Regions from separate parts of the Homo sapiens genome. Here region 2 is linked to region 1. Evidence: read pairs that join two places in POLR2A ChIA-PET (ENCODE). Cell type or tissue: Caco-2. All regions are shown on one strand. Each heading gives the region's core, and the rest is flanking DNA. Links, peaks and the distances in the headings are about the cores only.

Region 1 (10,225 bases), core at 2,190-7,189:
CTCCACTGCTGGCCAGGCCCAGCACAGAGCCTGCCCCAGTAAAAATCTGGTGAGTGGACAGGTGAATGAATGGACCTGCCCATCTCTCTAGCAAGCTCCTGAATCCACCTTGTGGCCCACGTTATAGCTCTCTGCAGTCTCTTTTCCTGGGTCTAGAATGTGAGCCCTGGAGAGCGGGACCACATCTTATTTACTGGTACCCTTACTCAGCACTGGACCAGCTTAATGGAGGAGGAAGGCTTAGTTCAGGATAAAGGTGGCCTCTGAACCCATGGAGAAGGGAGTTGAGGGGTGGGGAGGGATGAGAAGACTGGCATAGGGACAGGAAATAGAAAATGGCAAGAGGTTCAAGGTGTAACAGATACACTGACTCCAAAAACTCACAAAAAAACTCCCTGGGACTCTCCAAATGCTTCAGCTTAGTATAGAGGTAGTTGGGGGTTGTAGGTAGGTGGGGGGAATGTGGGCAGAGTTGGGGCTGAAAGTGCTTTGCTGTTCCACAGAGATTTCTGATGTAACAAAAATCATCATCTTGCTATCTGGATTGTAGCAAAGAAATAATACCAGTTTAATCATGGCCAAAATCCCCCAAACAATTCCACTCACATTCTGAAACTTACCCACTCTGTGTCATGCCCATTATAATTAGCTCTGGGACTGCTTGGGTAAACTCTATCCTTTCTTGGAATTTTGGTTTCCTCAGCTATAAAATAGAGGGGTTGGGTTAGACAACCCCTGAGATCTCTCAGCTCTGATTTTCTCTTAATTATATTTTTCTTCTGCTTTTCTTTCTTTCTTTCTTTCTTTTTTTTAAATAGAGATGGGGGTCTCGCTATGTTAGGCCAGGCTGGTCTCGAACTTCTGGCCTCAAGCAATTCTCCTGCCTTGGCCTGGGATTACAGGCATGAGCCACTGTGCCCAGCCCCAGCTCTGATTTTCTGTTCAGTAGGTGGGGAGGAGATTAGAATGTGCTGACTTAGCACTTCCTCTCTGCACTGGAGCTTCCTGTGTCTGGGGTGAAAGAGAAGGGGAGGCCCTTGATATAAAGCCAGCGGTACCCAGTGTCTGCCTCTTAAGGCCTGCACAGCATTTACGGTTTTCACTCATCCTACAAAGTCCTATGGAATGCTTAATACTAATTCAGTCATTTTATCAATACGTACTCACTCATTGCCTGAGTATTACTCTTCACTGATATAGTAAGCACTGACCAAGAACATTCTAGTATTTACTCATGTACTGAATACTCACTATTCACGGCTTCTTCAACAGTTTGCTAAGCACAAAGATCCTTTCCTTCATTCATCAGCCACCAATTTCTACTACTGATGATAGCTAACTTTATTGAGCACTTATTTTGTAGCAGGAACTGTTTCAATTTCTTTACATCTGACCTTCACAACTGCCCTATGAGATAGGTACTATTCAGTCCCATTTTATAGATGAGGAAACAGAAGCACAGAGAGGTCAAATAACTTTTTCAAGGCTGCAGAGTGGGTAAATTCAAGTTCTCTGACTCCAGAGTCTCTGCTATTAACTCCTCCACTATACTGGATCTCTCCCCAGAGCCCACTCTCTACATCCTCATTCAACAAACTGACTGCCTACTAAGTGTCAGGCACTGTACTAGACACTGGTGATGGTAAGGCAGGGTTTCAGTCCCAAAGAGGTCGAAGCACCAGGCTAGACATCAAGGAATGTTAACAGTGAGTCAGCCTTGGACCCTGCCTTCAAGGAGCCCACAGCTCCTGGGAGGAAATAAGACATATTTCTACACCAGTCTCATACAGTCCAGAAAGTGCCCGAGAGAAGAAATGATATAGGGCCACGAAGGTCCCAGCAGGGATACGTGAGCTCCAGGAGTGGATGAAAACCTGGAAAGACTACGGAGGAGGCCTCTGAGCTGGGGTTTGAAGGAGGGTAGGAACTGAAGAGGAATGGTAGGTCCAGGCAAAAGGCTTGTAGGGGAGCCCGTGAAGCATGCAGTGGGCAGTGGGACCATCCTGGCTCCTCCTTTCATTCCCTTCCTACTGCACTCCCACTTGGCCCACACATACCTTCCCTTTGAAGAGCTGTTGGAGCTCAGGCACATAACTCTCGGAATCAGTAGCAACGTAGACCGACTGGGCATCCAGCGACCTCACCCAGAGCTTCACAGCCCTCTGGATCTCCTTCAGGTCAGGCAGGCACATAGTCATCGTGAGGGGGGCCGCTGTGCTGCGGCTGTAGCCCACACACTGCGGAGAGGCCATGAAGTGCGAGCCTGCAGTCCCGTCCTTCAGCATGGCACAGGCGTTCTTCTACGGAGAGCGGGGAACAGGGTTAAATACTGGCAACTGCCCTGGAACCCCAGAAGCAAGACCTGGTAAGTGGAAAAAGACAGGCTATACAGGAAGAACCTAACTACATTTTTTTTTTTTTTTTGAGACGGAGTCTCACTCTGTCACCCAGGCTGGAGTGCAGTGGTGTGATCTCCACTCACTGCAACCTCCGCCTCTGGGGTTCAAGCAATTCTCCTGCCTCAGCCTCCCGAGTAGCTGGAACTACAGGCACCCGCCACCATGCCCGGCTACTTTTTGTATTTTTAGTAGAGATGGAGTTTTGCCATGTTGGCCAGGCTGGTCTTGAACTCCTGACCTCAGGTGACCCACCCACCTTGGCCTCCCAAAGTGCTGAGATTACAGGCATGAGCAGCCGTGCCTGGCCTAACTACATTTTTTTTTTTTTTTTTTGAGAGGGAGTCTTGCTCTGTCGCCCAGGCTGGAGTGCAGTGGTGTGATCTCTGCTCGCTGCAAGCTCCACCTCCTGGGTTCACGCCATTCTCCTGCCTCAGCCTCCCAAGTAGCTGGGACTACAGGTGCCCACCACCACGCCCAGCTAATTTTTTGTATTTTTAGTAGAGACGGGGTTTCACCACGTTAGCCAGGATGGTCTTGATCTCCTGACCTCGTGATCCGCCTGCCTCGGCCTCCCTGAGTGCTGGGATTACAGGCATGAGCCACCACGCCCAGCCTAACTACATTTTTAAAGAAAACACTGAGGACCAGGCGCAGTGCCTCGCACCTGTAATCCCAGCATCTTGGGAGGCCGAGGCAGGCTGATAGCTTGAGCTCAGGAATTGGAGACCAGTCTGGGCAACGTGGCAAAACCCCATCTCTACAAAAAATACAAAAATTAGCCAGGTGTGGTGATGTGCGCCTGTGGTCTCAGCTACCCAGGAGGCTGAGGTGGGAGGACCACCACCTGAGCCCAGAAGGTGGAGGATGCGGTGAACTGTGATTTTGCTTGCCACTGCACTCCAGCCTCGGCAATGGAGTGAGACTCTGTCTCAAAAAAAAAAGCATTGAAGGAGGAGGAGTTAACAGTGGTTCTTTCTGGGCGGTGGGCACAGCACAGAAAGCCTGGCATTTTGAAACAAAAATTACTTTTCTTGGTCTTACTGCATTATCTGGGACATTCACTGAATTCTGAACAGTGGCAGTACTAACGGGCAGCCTTATATGATTCCCAACTACAGTGGGAACACTTCCAATAGCTCCCCAGGAGGTATGCTATCTGCTGTGGTTTCGAGAGATAGCCTTTATCAAGTTAAGGTGGGTCCATTCTATTCCTGGTTAGTTATGAGTTTTTATCATGAACAGGTGGTGACTTTTATCAAATGCTTTCTTGGCCTCTATTGAGATGATCATATGATTTTTCTTCTTTGGGTGTTAATATAGTAAATTTGATTACATTCTTGCGATAGATTTTTACGTGTTTTGTGTTGTGTGCTAATATGTTATTGGCTTTGACCTGTTAATATTTCACTTAGGGCCTATGCATTTGTGTTCATAAGCAAGAACAGGCTATAATTTTCTGAGCTGACCTTATCTGAGTTTGGTATTAGTGTTATGCTAGCTTTATAAAAAATAGAATCTTATATCTCTTGATGTTGTAGGAAAGTATAGATGGGAATTACTATTCCTTGAATGTCTGGTTGGAGCCACTCATAAGACATCCTGGCTCTGGCTCCCTTTCTTTGTGGGGGCTGGGGGAAAGAGGAGAGTTTAGTGGGTAAATGTAAGATTACCTCATCAATTGGCTATGAGTGAATTTTAATTTTAGTATTTTTCAAGTTTTCTGCAATGAGCATTTCTAACATATCTATATATCTTCTTAGGTAAATCAAGGTGACCATCTATATTGATTCTGTTATTTTCACACAGAGGTGAAAACCTCATTGGAATACAAGGATTCTGCACATTTAAACAGCCTCCAAATTCTGTTAGGATGACATCTTCATTTCTTGGGAGCCATGCCTCATCTCCACAGTCAGTTTTTCAACACGGAGTCTACCAGCCAGACACTGAGCTAGGACAGGGGACTCCTGGACTGTGGCCTCTTTATGGCTTGCTGCCTGACCTGGGGTCTGGCTTGATCTCTCAGTTTATCCATCTGTAAAATGAGGATAAAAACAGCTGCTGCTAAAGTGAGACCTGGCTGGCAGGCACTCTGGAGTTACATTTTGATATGTGCTGCAGTGGGATGATGGGACACAATCCCACGAACCAGAACAAGTGAGAGATCTCTGCTCTGGCTGGGACGCGGGGCCGATCCCTACAGGCCAGGGCCATGCTCAGGGACACATCCAAGTTAGCCAGTGAGAGAGGAAGGGGGAAGTTACCCAGTCAGAGCCAATGCGCAGATGAATGCCCACATAGGGCCGGACAAGGTGGGCATGAATCTGGGCCTCTCCCGTCTTCACCATTTCGTCTGACCATACCATGTACTTCTGTAGTGGCCTGTGTTCCTCTAGGACGGGGAACTGGGCTGGGGCTCCTGGCAGGGCAAGCACCGGATGTTCCTTTGGAGAAAATCTAGACAGGAGATGGAATGAGGGAAGTCAGAGGACGCACAGAGAGCCTGGCTGCCACCCCCACGGGAAAAAGGATGGTGTTGCACCATGCCCCAGAGACCCTGCGGAGGGGCCCCTGCAACACGCAAGAAACACGAGAGGTTGTGAAATACCAACGGGCTGATAAGGAACCTTGGTGGCGGCGGCAACAGGCACAATATGCAATACTGTCCCGCCACATGGAATTTACAACCCTCTTTGCTTGTCGAACAATTAAAACTTTACAGGAGAGCATTCCAACCTTTTATATGTCACACTGGCTTCCAATCTGCGGTGCAGTAATTCATTCCAGGGTGGGGTGTCTGGACCAAGCCTTTGCCCTTTTACCTACATGGCAGGACTGGGACATGCAGCTGCTTACAGAAGCAACGGCCAGGTCACACTCACAGGGACTATGTATACTGGATTTGAATCATTCATTCAACATTTAAAAAACATTTATTGATTGCCTACTATGTATTGGGACCTGGAGGAAAACAAGACAGGCATAGTCCCTGCGCTATGGAAGGGAGCAGGGGTCTGCAGGTGCCCCTATCATGCCCTCCCAAGCCCCTGCTTCCCCCTCATACACAGTCCATCTCATAATTATTTCACCTCTGTCCTTGCTGTGGGAAGGCAGTGCTCCAGTATGCGCAGAATAGTGTCTGGCACACCCAAGAGCTTGGTAAATATTTTTCTTTTCTTTTTCTTTTTTGAGATAGGATCTTGCTGTCACCCAGGTGTCACCCAGGCTGGAGGGCAGTGGCGTGATCTCGGCTCACTGCAATCTCCGCCTCCAGGCTCAAGGCAAGACCTTCCCATCTCAGCCTCCTGAGTAGCTGGGACTACAGATAAGTGCCACCAGGCCCAGCTAATTTTTTACATTTTTTTTGTAGAGACGGGGTTTCGCCATGTTGCCCAGGCTGGTCTCGAACTCCTGGACTCAAGTGATCTGCCTACTTAGGCCTCCCAGTGTTGGGATTACAGGTGTGGGCCACCGCGCCCGGTCAATACTTCTTGACTGAACAAATGAGGAGCAAACCTGTGTTCCCTCTTCAGCTAAACCCAGACTACCTCTCAGCAGCACGAAACCCCTTGCTGTTCCATGTTCACAATGCACTTTCAAGTTCTAGATCTCTGTATACTTCTTCCCTCCAGCTGGAGGGGGGAAGTGCCTTCTGCCAGCCAAAATCCTTTCCTTAAAAGTATGAAATGGGAACAGCCATTCTGGAAAACAGTTTGGCAGTTAGGCATGCAGTTACATGACCCAGCAATTGTACTCTTAGGCATTTATTCAAGAAAAATGAAAACTTATGTTCACACAAGCCTATACACCAATGTCCCTTGCAGCTTTATTCATAAAATAGCCCCCAACTGGAAACAACCCAGACGTCACTCACAAGTAAACAGTTAAACAAACTGCTGTACCTCTGTATCATGGAATATGAACCCCACCAAAAAAAGGAACACAGTATCAATACAGGCAACAATTTGGATGATGTCAAGGGAATTATCCTTGGGTCAGGGAGGGTGGGCAATCTCAAAGGTTATGTATTGTATGGTTCCATTTATATAAACATTTTAAAACAATAGCATGGAGAAGAGATTAGTAGTTGGCAGAGGTTAGGAATGGGGTGTATATGTTTAGGGAGGTGGGTGTGGTTATAAACTGGCAACACAAGGATCCTTGTGATAATGGAACTGTTCAGTGTATTAACTATAGTAGTGGATACATAAACCCACACACGATAAAACTGCACAGAAATACACACACACACACACACACACACACAGGCATGCACTCACACACTCAGAAGTAAGTACAAGAAAACTGAGTAAGATGGGTAAATTGTATCAATGTCAATATCCTGGTTGTGATACTGTACTATAGTTTTGCAAAATGTTACCATTGGGGGAAATTGGGTAAAGGGTACATGGGAGGTTGCTGTCTTATTTCTTACAACTGCATGTAAATGTACAATGACCTCAATGAAAATTTCAAATAAAAACTATGAAATATTTCAAACCATCCAGGCAAATACAGAAAATAATTTAATAATTTATATACCCATGACCCAAATCAGCAGAAACTAACTTTGCTTTGTTTCAGGTTTAAAAACAAAACAAAACAAACAAAACAAAAAACACACACCTAAATACAAGCTCATCCTGCCATCATCCTTCCCAGAGGGTAATGTGTTTTAATGTATGATTGCACTTTTACTATAGACATCAAAAAGGAGGGGAGTGTTCTTCTGCGTGCTTTCTATGGAGTGGAATGATGAAGATTGTAGGTTAAGCCAGAATGCTTTGTTCCAATGTTGACTATGCCACTAGCTAACTTGGGCAGGTGACTTTACCACTCTGTGCCTTAGCTCCTCATCCACATAATAGAGATAACAGTTCCCACATCATAAAGCTGTTTTTTTGTTGTTGTTTTTGTTTTTTTTCAATTGTGGTTGGGTGTGGTGGCCACTTCTGTAATCCCAGCACTTTGGGAGGCTGAGGTGGGCAGATCACTTGAGCCCAGGAGTTCAAGACCAGCCTGGGGCAACATGGCAACACCCCATCTATCCAAAAATATCAAAAAATTAGCCAAGTGTTGTGGTGTGTGCCTGTGGTCTCAGCTACCTAGGAGGCTACATGGGAAAATCGCTTGAGCCTGGAAGGTTGAGGCTGCAGTCAGCCATGATCGTGCCACTGCACTCCAGCCAGGGTGGGAGGGTGAGACCTTGTCTCAAAAAAAATTTAAAAAAGTTGACCGGGCGCGGTGGCTCACGCCTGTAATCCTAGAACTTTGGGAAGCCAAGGTAGGTGGATCACGAGGTCGGGAGATCGAGACCATCCTGGCTAACACGGCGAAACCCCGTCTCTACTAAAAATACAAAAAATTAGCCACACGTCGTGGTGGGCACCTGTAATCCCAGCTACTTGGGAGGCTGAGGCAGGAGAATGGCGAACCTGTGAGACAGAGCTTGCAGTGAGCTGAGATCGTGCCACTGCACTCCAGCCTGGGCAACAGAGCAAGACTCCGTCTCAAAAAATAATAATAAAAATAAAAAATAAAAAAAGGTTGTATATATTTACGATATACAATATGATATTTTGATCTACATGTATGTAGTTAAATGAATAGTACAGCCAAGCTAATTAATATATCCATTTATAGGGCTACTGAGAGGATTAATGTATTATCAAAGCAAAGCATTTAGAACAGTACCTTGGCACACAGAAAGCTCTCAAAGAATTCTAGCTCTTATCATCATCACATTGCATGTAACCTAGTTAAAGGTTACATATAAATCTAATCAACTTTCTAAAAATTCAACTTTATGTTTCAGAGACTTGGCCATGTTGATCATGTGGATCATGTGGTTGTATTAGCTTCTCTAAAAGTTTTCCATTTTGTACAAATAAACTGCAATTTACCTACCTATTTCCCTCTTGCTAGACAGTGAGGTCGTTCCAATCTTTCCCTCACACAACAGTGCTGTGACAGACATGCCACTCATTCTCCACACCCAACAGAGACTGCTTGCTCAGCAAACACCTTCCACACCTCCAAGGTCAGTCGCAATTCCCAAGCCTCACCTCCTTAGGGAGTGTTCCCTGTCCCACTTCTCTTGCTGCCTTCTGCACAATGATATGCCCTGCAGCCACTTTCCCTGCCCATGGAACTGTCAGCTGGTGAGGCTGGGGACCCAAGCAGCCTGTTTGCCATTGCTCCCACATACGCTATCCAAGGCCTGTGTCACTTACACAGGCCTCGGACCAGTGACAAGAAAGTGTTCCTTGATGGTCCAGCTGTGCGACACTTATCTTGCTAGACTCTAGTTTTCTTTCCTTTTTTTTTTGAGATGGAGTCTTGCTCTGTCACCCAGGCTGGAGTGCAGCGGCGTGATCTTGGTTCACTGCAACCTCCGCCTCCCAGGTTCAAGTGATTCTCTTACCTCAGCCTCCTGCGTAGCTGGGATTACAGGCACGTGCCACCATGCCCGGCTAATTTTTGTATTTTTAGTAGAGACGGGTTTTCGCCATGTTGCCCAGGCTGGTCTCAAACTCCTGACCTCAGAAGATCCGCCCGCCTCAGCCTCCCAAAGTGTTGGGATTACAGGCGTGAGCCACCGCGCCTGGCCTAGACTCCAGTTTTGTTTATATGTACATAATTGTGCATTGTTTATTGGGCCTCATTATGTGATAGGCAATGCTCCAATTGTTTGTGTATATTAAGTCATTTGATTTTCACAAGAGCTCTGTAAGGGAAGTATTACTGTCATTCTCATTTTACAGGTGAGGAAACTGAGGCACAGAGGTTAAGTAACGTGCCCAAGGTTGCACAGCTAGGAATTGGTGGAGCCAGGATTTAAATCCAGGCAGTGTGCTCCAGATCCTATGTTCTTAACTACTACCCCTTACTCCCATCTCCCCCACCCTTGACAATGAGCTGAGTCTGTGGCTTAATCTTCTGATTCCCAGCCCCAGCATGGACCTTATCACATGGTAGGCATGATAAATATTTTTAGAATAAATGAGAAAGATTTGGGGACCTCACCAGAAAGACCCGATCAGGCTGTCAGGGGTTAGAGAAGGAAGGAATTCATATTACCTGAGTAGCTACTATAGGCCAGGTCTTCAGCTAATCTTTCAGATGCTACCTCAAAAGGATTTTCAAAGGAAAGCCAGAGTAGATCTCCCAGTGGGGCTGGAATATCAGGATAAAACCAGGATCTGCGGCCCCCTGCCACCCCCCGACCTCTTGGAAAGCACCTGCAGCCAACCTTCGGTGAATTCCAGACTTGGAATGTGTGTCCCCTCTACCTGGATCTGGACCAGCAAAGAGCTGTCCCAGTGGGACAACATCAGCTCAGACCCAACAAGCAGCAAGAGGCTAAGGCTGATCTGCTCACTTACTTTTGGTGAGGTAAGACAGCGCTGTCTGGAAAGAATGAGGGGGGAACAGGGATCTTGGCTGGAAAGAAAATCTTGACCAGCACCACCTCCCGGTGACTGCTCACCCTTGGTCAGGCCCTTTGCCTCTTGCTATCCAGCTGAAGTCAGCTGGCTTTCCTGCTGCTGGGCCCAGTGAACCTCTGGGATTCTTCACCACCATGCCTGTGCTGCTGAGATTCTCCAACAAACTAGGACTTCTCTGTATACAGCATCCATTTATGTGTCCAGTATGTATCTGTGGGACCACCAGTGGATGAAACCCATATTGAGTGCAGAAGACCCAGGGACATGAACAAGGCAGGGCTTTGTTCTGGATGTCCCTGCCATGAAGGACTGCCTTTCCCTCCAGCTCTCTGCATGGCTGGCTCCCTCTCACTCTTCCAGTCTCATTCTGGTTCCCAC
Region 2 (10,225 bases), core at 1,760-6,759, 98 kb before region 1:
ACACATTCACCTTATAGTAAGGGACTGGGGACATTAGGTATTCTGGTATTCGGTATACCCAGCATAGTGTCTCAACCATAAATATTTGTAGAATAAATAAGTAAACATAGGAGTAATATGGCAATATTTTCTAGTGTGTTCTGCAAAGTATTCCATGATAAACAAGCATTCTTGCTTTGGTTTGTCCTTGTTCAAACATGTTCTGTTTAAACACACGTCATCAAAGCCACTCACCTGGCCTTGGATTTCTTATTTGCAGTGCTTTCAAATGATGATGCATCCACCTGTATCTCATCTTCATCCTGCAGAGCCGCATCCAATGCAGCCTGGACCTTGGGGGCAATGGCTGGACCCTCATAGTCTCTGGTGGTCCGGCTGGGCATGTCCAGCTCTAACAGCACAATGTTTTCTGCCTGCAGAAGCACAGCCATCACCAGCTAGGTTAGCCTCCAACTGGACACAGGCAGTACAAGCAATCGAGGGCCCCTCCAAGAATAGAAGTGCAAATTGCTTGTTATTCAGGGCCTATCAAGAAAGAGCCTGCCTGAAAGAAGTGATGCCGTTTTACAACACCTAACTCCACCTAATTTTTTGCTTTTGCTTTCTTTCTTTTAAATAACTCAAAGCCAGGAAGAATGGCACCCAAAGAGCTAACTAACCGTAATCTTCTGTTTGGCTCTGGCTGCCAAGAGAGACTCAGAAACATCTAAAAATATTTCAAGTGAAAATCTTTCACTATAAAAATAATACAAGTTCCCTATTGATAGTTATAAAATACAGATGAGCAAAAAGAAAAAAAACATTGAGTGTGCTTCCACCAACCAGAGAAAAACAGTTTACATTTCAATATATTTTACATCAAATTTTATATCATATATATACTTCTGGTGTAAATTACTCTATAACTTAATACGTTGTGTATCCTAGTTCAGCCACTTGCCCCACTACTTGACCTTTAAGCAACAGGACTGAATGCATAGAGAAGATGGGGAAACTTAATTAGAGAAAGCAGTCAAGTGCTGGGTACAATGCCCAGCACACAGCAAGTGCTCAGCTGGGCATGGTCATCCCAGTGCTTTGGGAGGCCAAGGCAGGAGGATCACTTGAGCCGAGGAGTCTGAGGATACAGCGAGCTATGACTGTGCTACAGCACTCCAGCTTGGGTGACACAGTGAGATCCTGCCTCAAAAAAAAAAAAAAAAAGAAAAAAAAGGCCAGTGCGGTGGCTCACGCCTGTAATCCCAGCACTTTGGGAGGCTAAGGCGGGTGGATCACCTGAGGTCAGGAGTTCGAGAGCAGCCTGGCCAACATGGTGAAACCCCGTCTCTACTAAATATACAAAAATTAGCTGAGCGTGTTGGCACATGCCTGTAATCCCAGCACTCTGGGAGGCCGAGGTGGGTGGATCACCTGAGGTCAGGCATTCAAGACCAACTTGGCCAACATGGTGAAACCCTGTCTCCACTAAAAATACAAAAACTAGCTGGGTGTCGTGGCATGTGCCTGTAGTCTCAGCTACTAGGAAGGCTGAAGCACCAGAATTGCTTGAACCCAGGAGACAGGGGTTGCAGTAAGCAGAGCTCGCGCCACTGCACTCCAGCCTGGGCGACAGAGCGAGACTCCATCTCAAAACAAATTAATTAATTAATTTAATTTAATTAAAAAGTAGAGGCTCTCATGGCAGAGTTTCTATTTTTCTATTTTGGGGTCATTAAATAGTCCTCAATGATGTCCCTTTAAATGACTACATGACTGACACACATTTTGTGAGATGAAAGTACCTGAAGTTCTTTACGACAGGTCCATCTCCTGTCACTACACATCTGTGTTCTCTCCAGCCTTCCCACAGAGCCATTTTGAAGTTCATTGTTAATATTTACTGGCCATGACAGACAGGATGTTTGTACTCTCCTTCTCTAGTACTGACTTTTTTTTTTTTTTGAGACAGAGTGTCGCTCTGCCACCCAGGCTGGAGTGCAGTGGCACGATCTTGGCTCACTGCAACCTCCGCCTCCTGCCTCCTGGGTTCAAGCGATTCTCCTGCCTCAGCCTCCCGAGTAGCTGGGATTACAGGTGCCTGCCACCATACCCGGCTAATTTTTGTGTTTTTAGTTTTTGTTTTTTGTTTTTGAGACGGAGTCTTGCCCTGTTGCCCAGGCTGGAATGCAGTGGCGCGATCTTGGCTCACTGCAAGCTCCACCCGCTGGGTTCACGCCATTCTCCTGCCTCAGCCTCCCAAGTAGCTGGGATTACAGGTGCCTGCCACCATACCCAGCTAATTTTTGTGTTTTTAGTAGAGATGGGGTTTCACCACGTTGGCCAGGCTGGTCTCGAACTCCTGACCTCAGGTGATCCACCAACCTCAGCCTCCCAAAGTGCTGGGATTACAGGCATCAGCCACTGCGCCCGGCCTATTAGTTATTATTTTTATTATATTTACTTATTTATTTTTTGAGACAGGGTCTCACTCTGTCACCCAGGCTAGAGTGCTGTGGCATGATCTTGGCTCAATGCAGCCTCTGCCTCCTGGGCTCAGGTAATCCTCCCACCTCAGCCTCCCAAGTAGCTGGGACTACAGGCACACACCACCACACCTGGCTAATTTTTGTATTTTTAGTAGAGTTAGGGTTTCGCCACATTGCCCAGGCTGGTCTCAAACTCCTGGGAATCAACCAATCTGCCCACCTTGGACTCTCAAACTGCTGGGATTACAAGTGTGAGCTACTGTGCTCGGCTTATTTATTTATTATTTGTTATAATTGTTATTGGTATAAATGTCTTCAAGTACCTCTGGAAAGAAGGTATGAACTCTGAGTGGAATAGTATCTAAGGGCTTACACAAATCTAGACTCCAAAAGAGACAGGAGAAAAACCCAAGAAGGATCTTCTCACCCTATATCGGGCCTCTGGACGAATCATCATGGACATTCTTGCGTGCTGGCTCAATGGTCTCTTATATCCCACGGCTGAGACTGGCCGCTTCATCATCTGCTGGTTCCTGGAAATGAACTGCAGTGTTAAAGCCCTGGCTGGAGTCCTGTGGAACCAGCACTCGGAAGACACTGACAGAACCTGAAGCAAGTAACTCCCTGGACTGCAGGCTGACGTAAGTGGGACGGGAAATGCTTCTGTTTTCTGCTTGAGTTGCTTTCTGATTCAGAGCATCATGCATCTTTTAAGCCAGAAGAGATTTTTAATCATCACCCAGTTCTTAGACAGCATTCACAAAGCATAGCTGTCAACACCCCCCACCTCTGCATCCCTGCCAGGTGTCTCCCATCTTTCCAGCAGCACCCAGACTTAGCATGAGAATCCTTCTCAACACTGTGGGTCAGAATGACACACAAAGATAACAGCTCTGAATTGCCCCTTACGTGACCTAGCATACTTCACTTCACAGCTGGAGAAACAGAAATGCAGGAACTTTGGAAAGGTCACTTGCTCACTCACTAGTGACAAAGTCTCCCAATTCCTAAAACCACACTCATGATCAAACTTTTACCTGGTGGATCTATGGCAGCTAGAAAATCAGTAATGCAGTGGGTTTTGAGTTTAAATAAGCCAAACTGTGTTCTTATCAAACCCCTTTGTTGACCAGAGGGCTCTTGTTATCAACATTCTTTTCCTCCCTCATACTTGAAAATATACTTGAAGTTAATAGTGACTTACTCCAGTCTGGTTATAGGATGTAGTTTCCAATGATCTTCCTCTTCATCAAAGAAGGCTCTATTCATAATTTTACTTTTTTCTTCCAGAGGGATAAAGTTTTCTATAATAAGATGCCTGTAAGAGCACACATAACAGGTGAAAACAGATACAGAATACATATGAAGTGTCAGCTATCTGGTCTCATGCATGGTGAGTAATCAGGTAAGAGTCAAGGCACATAGCAAACATTTACTCAGCAAGTACGATGGGCCTAACATCATACAAAGAGCTGAGATACAGACACAAATGACATCTGGCTCCTGCCTGAAACAAAGGGTAATGGTGCAGCCCTGTTAGGTATAATAGGTACTGACAGTGGTCTGTCTTAGAAATATGGAGAGGTCACTTCTGCCTGGGAAGGGGCAGGATGTGAACAGGCTCAAGAGGGAGGTGACCCCTGGGCTATATTGGAGTGAACATTTGCTACCTGAAGTATCTTTCAGAGGGCCACTGGTGCTGATAACCAAGGTCATTAACTTCCAAAATGCCAAAAACAGAAGAAATTAAACTGCCTTACTCCAATCCCATGGCTCGTTGTCCAAGCTGGAAAATTTCCCATTCTAACTGACCAGGATAAAAAGCAGGACTAAGTGGATTTCAGCCCCTGAGAATGAAGACCATTCCTACTAACAGTCTCTGTCTGACAAGTGCCCAGGAAACACATCAAACAAGGAAACTGGAACCCACTGGTGGTGTCTCTCTATGGTGATGACTGTCTCCCATTATATCTCTGCCTTTACTCTTCTAAAGCCTCAGGACAAAACAATGCCAAAAGGAAATGAACATGGAAGGGACACAAAGCAAACAGCACAGAGGTATAGGGTACTGTGAGAAAGAGGCTGACTCACTGTTTACTCAAAAGATATAAAAAGAGATATAGGCCAGGCACGGTGGCTCATGTCTGTAATCCTAACACTTTGGGAGGCCGAGCCAGTGGATTGCCTGAGGTCAGGAGTTCGAGAACAGCCTGGCCAACATGGCGAAACTCTGTCTCTACTAAAAATACAAAAATTAGCTGTGTGTGGTAGTAGGCACCTATAATCCCAGCTACTCAGGAGGCTGAGACAGGAGAATCACTTGAACCCAGAGGGCAGAGGTTGCAGTGAGCCGAGATCACACCACTGCACTCTGGCCTGGGCCAAAGAGCAAAACTCTGTCTCAAAAAAAAAAAAAAAAAAAAAAAAAAAAAAGAGAGAGAGAGAGAGATAATAATGAAAATAGACTCCTTAGAAAAAAAAATATTTTGGGGAGCTAAAATTTTCTCTTTGACATTTCAGAAACTATTTTTTATAACACATATTTGGCTTTCTTCTGGTTACAATGATTCTATTTATTCATTAGAAAATGTAAAAAACAGGCCAGGCCCAGTGGCTCACACCTGTAATCTCAGTGCTTCGGGAGGCCGAGGTGGGTGGATCACCTGAGGTCAGGAGTTCGAGACCAGCCTGATAAACATGGCAAAACCCTGTCTCTACTAAAAATATAAAAATTAGCCGTGCGTGGTTGACCTGCACCTGTAATCCCAGCTACTTGGGAGGCTGAGGCATGAAATTCACTTGAACCTGGGAGGCAGAGGTTGCAGTGAGCCAAGATCGTGCCACCGCACTCCAATCCGGGTGACAGAGCAATACTCTGTCTCAAACAACAACAACAACAAAAAGAAAATGTAAAAAACATAATCACCCACAATTTCACTATCCAGAGATAACTATTATTATTATGTTGGTATATTTTGTCCTGATCTTTTTCTAGATGTACATACCTGCAAAGAGGACTGACCGACACACACATTTAATTAATTAATTAGTTTTTCTGGAGACAGAGTCTCACTTTGTCGCCCAGGCTGGAGTAAAGTGGCGCAATCTCAGCCCACTGCAACCTTCGTCTCCCAGGTTCAAGCGATTCTCGTGCCTCAGCCCCCGGAGTAGCTGAGACTATAGACACATGTCTCCATGCCCAGCTAATTTTTTTGTATTTTTAGTAGAGACAGGGTTTCACCATGTTGCCCAGGCTGGTCTTGAGCTCCTGAGCTCAGGCAATTTGCCCACCTCAGCCTCCAAAAGTGCTGGGATTATAGGCATGAGCCACCGCACCTTGCCTACATTTAATTTTAAGGGCTCTTTTCCAAATTTAAAATTTGATCATTAAAAGAATCCCTTTGAAAACTTCTTCTTTGGCCAGGCATGGTCATTTTGTAACCCCACTAATGAAATAATGGATCCAGACAAAGATCATCTGTTGGCTGAAACTATTAGCTCCACATTTCTCAGGCCAGGCTGCACATTAACGTTACCTACAGAGTTTTGAAAAATATCTTGCCCAGACCTCATGAGAGACCAAGAGTTCTCAAAGTGCATTCACCAAACCAGCAGAAGCAATACCTGGAACCTACTAGAAATGAACATTCTCAGGCCCTGCCCCAGCCTTTCTGAATCAGACTCCGGGTGTGATACCCAGCAATCTGTGTTTAACAATCCCTTCAGGTAATTCTGATGCCTGCTAAAGTTTAAGGACTACTGCCCTAGACCAATTAAATCAGAATCTCTGAGGTGGGGCTCAGACATCATTAATTTTTAAAACTTCTCAGTTTGTAGCCAAGGTTGGGAACCCGTGCTTCAGAGATAGCTTTCAGTTAGAGCTAAATAAAGGGGATAGAGATACAAGTTAATTGACACCATGAAGAAAGAGACCAACAAATCCAGAATGTAGTATATTTCTTCTTTTTTTTTTTTCTTTTGAGTTGGTGTCTCACTCGGTCACCCAGACTGGAATGCAGTGGCATAATCTTGGCTCACTGCAGCCTTGAACTCCTGGGCTCAAGCAATCCTCCTGCCTCAGCTTCCCAAGTAGCTGGAACTACAGGCACATGCCACCACTCCCGCCTACAATGTGGGATATTTCTACAGGCTATCTGATTCAGTCTTTTCAACAAGTCAACTATGAAAAATATGTATATATATACTTTTTGAGATGGAGTTTCGCTCTTGTTGCCCCAGCTGGAGTGCAGTGGCACAATCTTGGCTCACTGCAACCTCCGCCTTCCAGGTTCAAGCAATTTTCCTGCCTCAGCCTCCCGAGTAGTTGAGATTACAGGCGCCCGCCACCACACCCAGCTAATTCTTGTATTTTTAGTAGAGATGGGGGTTTCACCATCTTGGCCAGGCTGGTCTTGAACTCCTGACCTCATGATCCACCTGCCTCAGCCTCCCAAAGTGCTGGGATTACAGGTACGAGCCACCATGCTCGGCTGAAAAATATTTTTAAAAATAAAAAGAATTGGCTGGGCGTGGTGGCTCACTACTCGAGTAGTCCCAGCTACCTGGGAGGCCGAGGCAGGAGAATCACTTGAACCTGGGAGGCAGAGTTTGCAGTGAGCCGAGACCGCGCCACTGCACTCCAGTCTGGCGACAAAGTGAGACTCTGTCTCAAATAAACAAATAAATAAAATAAAAAATAAAAAGAATTGCCTCAGATTAAAATAAGTCTAAGAGACTTAATAACCAAATGTAACATGTAGTCCTAATATGTAGATCTTAAAACGAGCAAACCAAGAAAATCTGAATGTGGATTGGGTACTAGAAAATACTAAGAAACTTAATTTTTTTAGGTATAAAAATATCATTGTGTAGACAAAAATCAATTATATATAAATATAAATATATATAAATATATAAATATAAATATATAAATATAAATATATAAATATATGTAAATATATAAATATAAATATATAAATATATATAAATATATAAATATAAATATATATAAATATATAAATATATATAAATATAAATATATATAAATATAAATATATAAATATATAAATATAAATATATATAAATATAAATATATGTATATATAAATATGTGTATATATATAAATATGTATATATATAAATATGTATATATATAAATATGTATATATAAATATATAAAAATATATATGAATATGTATATAAATATATAAAAATATATATGAATATGTATATATAAATATATATAAATATATAAAAATATACATATAAATATATATAAATATATATAAATATATATATAAATATATATAAATATATATATAAATATATATAAATATATATATAAATAAATATATATAAATAAATAAATATAAATATATATAAATATATAAATATATATAAATATATATAAATATATAAATATATATATAAATATATAAAAATATATATATAAATATATATAAATATATAAAATTTTTTTTTTGAGACGGATTCTCGCTCTGTCGCCCAGGCTGGAGTGCAATGGCGCAATCTCGGCTCACTGCAACCTCCGCCTCCAGGGTTCAAGCGATTCTCTTGCCTCAGCCTCCCAAGTAGCTGGGATTATAGACACCCGCCACCACGCCTGGCTAATTTCTGTATTTTTGTAGAGACAGGGTTTCACCATGTTGGCCGGGCTGGTCTCAAACTCCTGACTTCAGGTGATCCGTCCACCTGGGCCTCTCAAAGTGCTGGGATTACACGTGTGAGCCACCATGCCCAGCCAGTATTTTTATATACTAGTAATTAATATTCCAAAAATAAAATTAAGAAAACAATGTCATATACCATAGCACCCAAAAAACCCTTAGGTATAAATTTAACAAAAGTGTAAGAATTATACACTGAAAACTACAAAACATTCTCGAGAAAAATTAAAGAAATAATAAATAAATGGAAAGACATCTCATGTTCATGGATCTGAATACTTAATACTGTTAAGATTACAATATTGCCCAAATTGATCTACAGATTCAATGTGATCAATATCAAAATCCCAGCTGGCTTTGTTTGCAGAAATTGACAAGCTGACCTTAAAATGTAGAGGCATACCTCAGAGATACTGTGGGTTTGGTTCCAGACTACTCCAATAAAGTAAGTATCACAATAAAGCAAGTAACACAATTTTTTGGTTTCCCAGTGCATATAAAAGTTATGCTTACACTATACTGTAGTCTATTAAATGTATAATACCATTTTGTCTACAAAAAGTATAGACTTTAAGAATACTTTATTGCTAATAAATGCTTACACAGAGACATGAAGAGAGCATATGCTGTTGAAAAAATGGTGCCAACAGACTTGCTTTATGCAGGGTTTCCACAAACCTTCAATTTGTAGAAAATGTAATATCTGTGAATTATAACAAAGCAGAGTGCAGTAAAACAAAGTATGTTTGAATATGGAAATGCAAGGGACCCTGAACAGTCAAAACACTCCTGAAAAAGAACAAGGCTGGAGGACTCACACTTCCTGATTTCAAAACTAACAAAGCTATAGTAATTAAGACAGAATGGTACTAGCATGAGGATAGATATATAGAACAATGGAACAGTATTGAAAGTCCAGAAATAAATAAATAAATGCTTAATTACGGTCAACTGACTTTCTTTTTTTTTTTTTTGAGACAGAGTCTTGCTCTGTTGCCCAGGCTGGAGTACAGTGGCATGATCTCAGCTCACTGCAACCTACACCTCCCAGGTTCAAGGGATTCCTCTGCCTCAGCCTCCTGAGTAGCTGGGACTACAGGTGTGCACCACCACACCTGGCTAATTTTTGTATTTCTAGTAGAGACAGGGTTTCACCATATTGGCCAGGGTGATCTCGAACTCCTGACCTCAGGTGATCCACCCACCTCGGCCTCCCAAATGCTGGGATTACAGGCATGAGCCACAGCGCCCGGCCCTGACTTTCAATAAGTATGCCAAGACAATGAAATGGGAGAGAAAAGCCCTTTCAACAAATGGTGCTGGAACAACTAGATATCTGCATCCAAAACACTGTACTTGAAACCCTACCTCATACCATACACAGAAATTAACTCAAATGGATCATAGACCTAAATGTAAGACCTAACACTATAAGCCTCTTAGAGGATCTAAGAGAATGAAACATGCGTCCACAAAAGAAACTTGAATATGAATGTTCACAGCAGCATTATTCATAACACCCAAAAGTAGAAATAACCCAAATGTCCATCAAATAATGAATGGATAAATAAAATGTGGTATATTTATACAACAGAATATTATTTGGTCATAAAAAATGAATAAAGTATTGATACATGCTACAACATGGAAGACTGTTGAAAACACTATACTAGCTTTGGCAACACAGCAAGACCCATCCTTATGAAAAAATTTTAAAAAATTAGCCAGGTGTGCTAGCATGCAACTGAAGTCCTAGCAACTCAGGAGGCTCAAGCAGGAAGATTACTTGAACCCAAGAGGTCAAGGCTGTGAGCTATGATGGCACCACTGCACTCCAGTCTGATTGACAGAAGAAGGCCTTATCTCTAAAAAAAAAAAAAAACTAACAAAACACACACATGCACACACACACACACACACATATGAAGAAAGCAGTCACAAAAGGCCACATTATTCCAACATTATTTCATTTATAAACTTATATGAAAGGTCCAGAAAAGGCAAATCTAGATACAATACCAAAAGTAAAATAAACAAAAGAAAATACAATTAAATTGGGCTATATCACAACGGA

What was found. Peaks named below come from ENCODE experiments on the same cell type or tissue, not always from the same donor. Only the 100,000 strongest peaks of a DNase experiment are listed, where the experiment ranks them.
Region 2: POLR2A ChIA-PET joins it to region 1 with 5 read pairs; 4 of 35 experiments call an interaction of 5 or more read pairs at or near these places.

Annotation. Positions count from the first base shown.
Region 1 is chr20:32,222,894-32,233,118 of GRCh38, reverse strand. POFUT1 (protein O-fucosyltransferase 1) reads right to left here. Exons shown (of 7, transcript NM_015352.2): 5 at 4,664-4,856; 6 at 2,058-2,300. LOC124904884 (a long non-coding RNA gene) reads left to right here and starts at 2,078. Exons shown (of 2, transcript XR_007067560.1): 1 at 2,078-2,365; 2 at 4,160-8,750. In Caco-2, for the core only: no CTCF peak of the experiment used is centred there; DNase peaks (open chromatin) are centred at 5,068 and 5,658.
Region 2 is chr20:32,320,329-32,330,553 of GRCh38, reverse strand. KIF3B (kinesin family member 3B) reads right to left here. Exons shown (of 9, transcript NM_004798.4): 6 at 3,670-3,783; 7 at 2,893-2,998; 8 at 235-413. Among named protein-coding and RNA genes, the nearest start is that of ASXL1, 33 kb to the left of the region's middle. RefSeq lists an enhancer at 3,027-4,226. In Caco-2, for the core only: no CTCF peak of the experiment used is centred there; DNase peaks (open chromatin) are centred at 3,323, 3,953 and 4,613.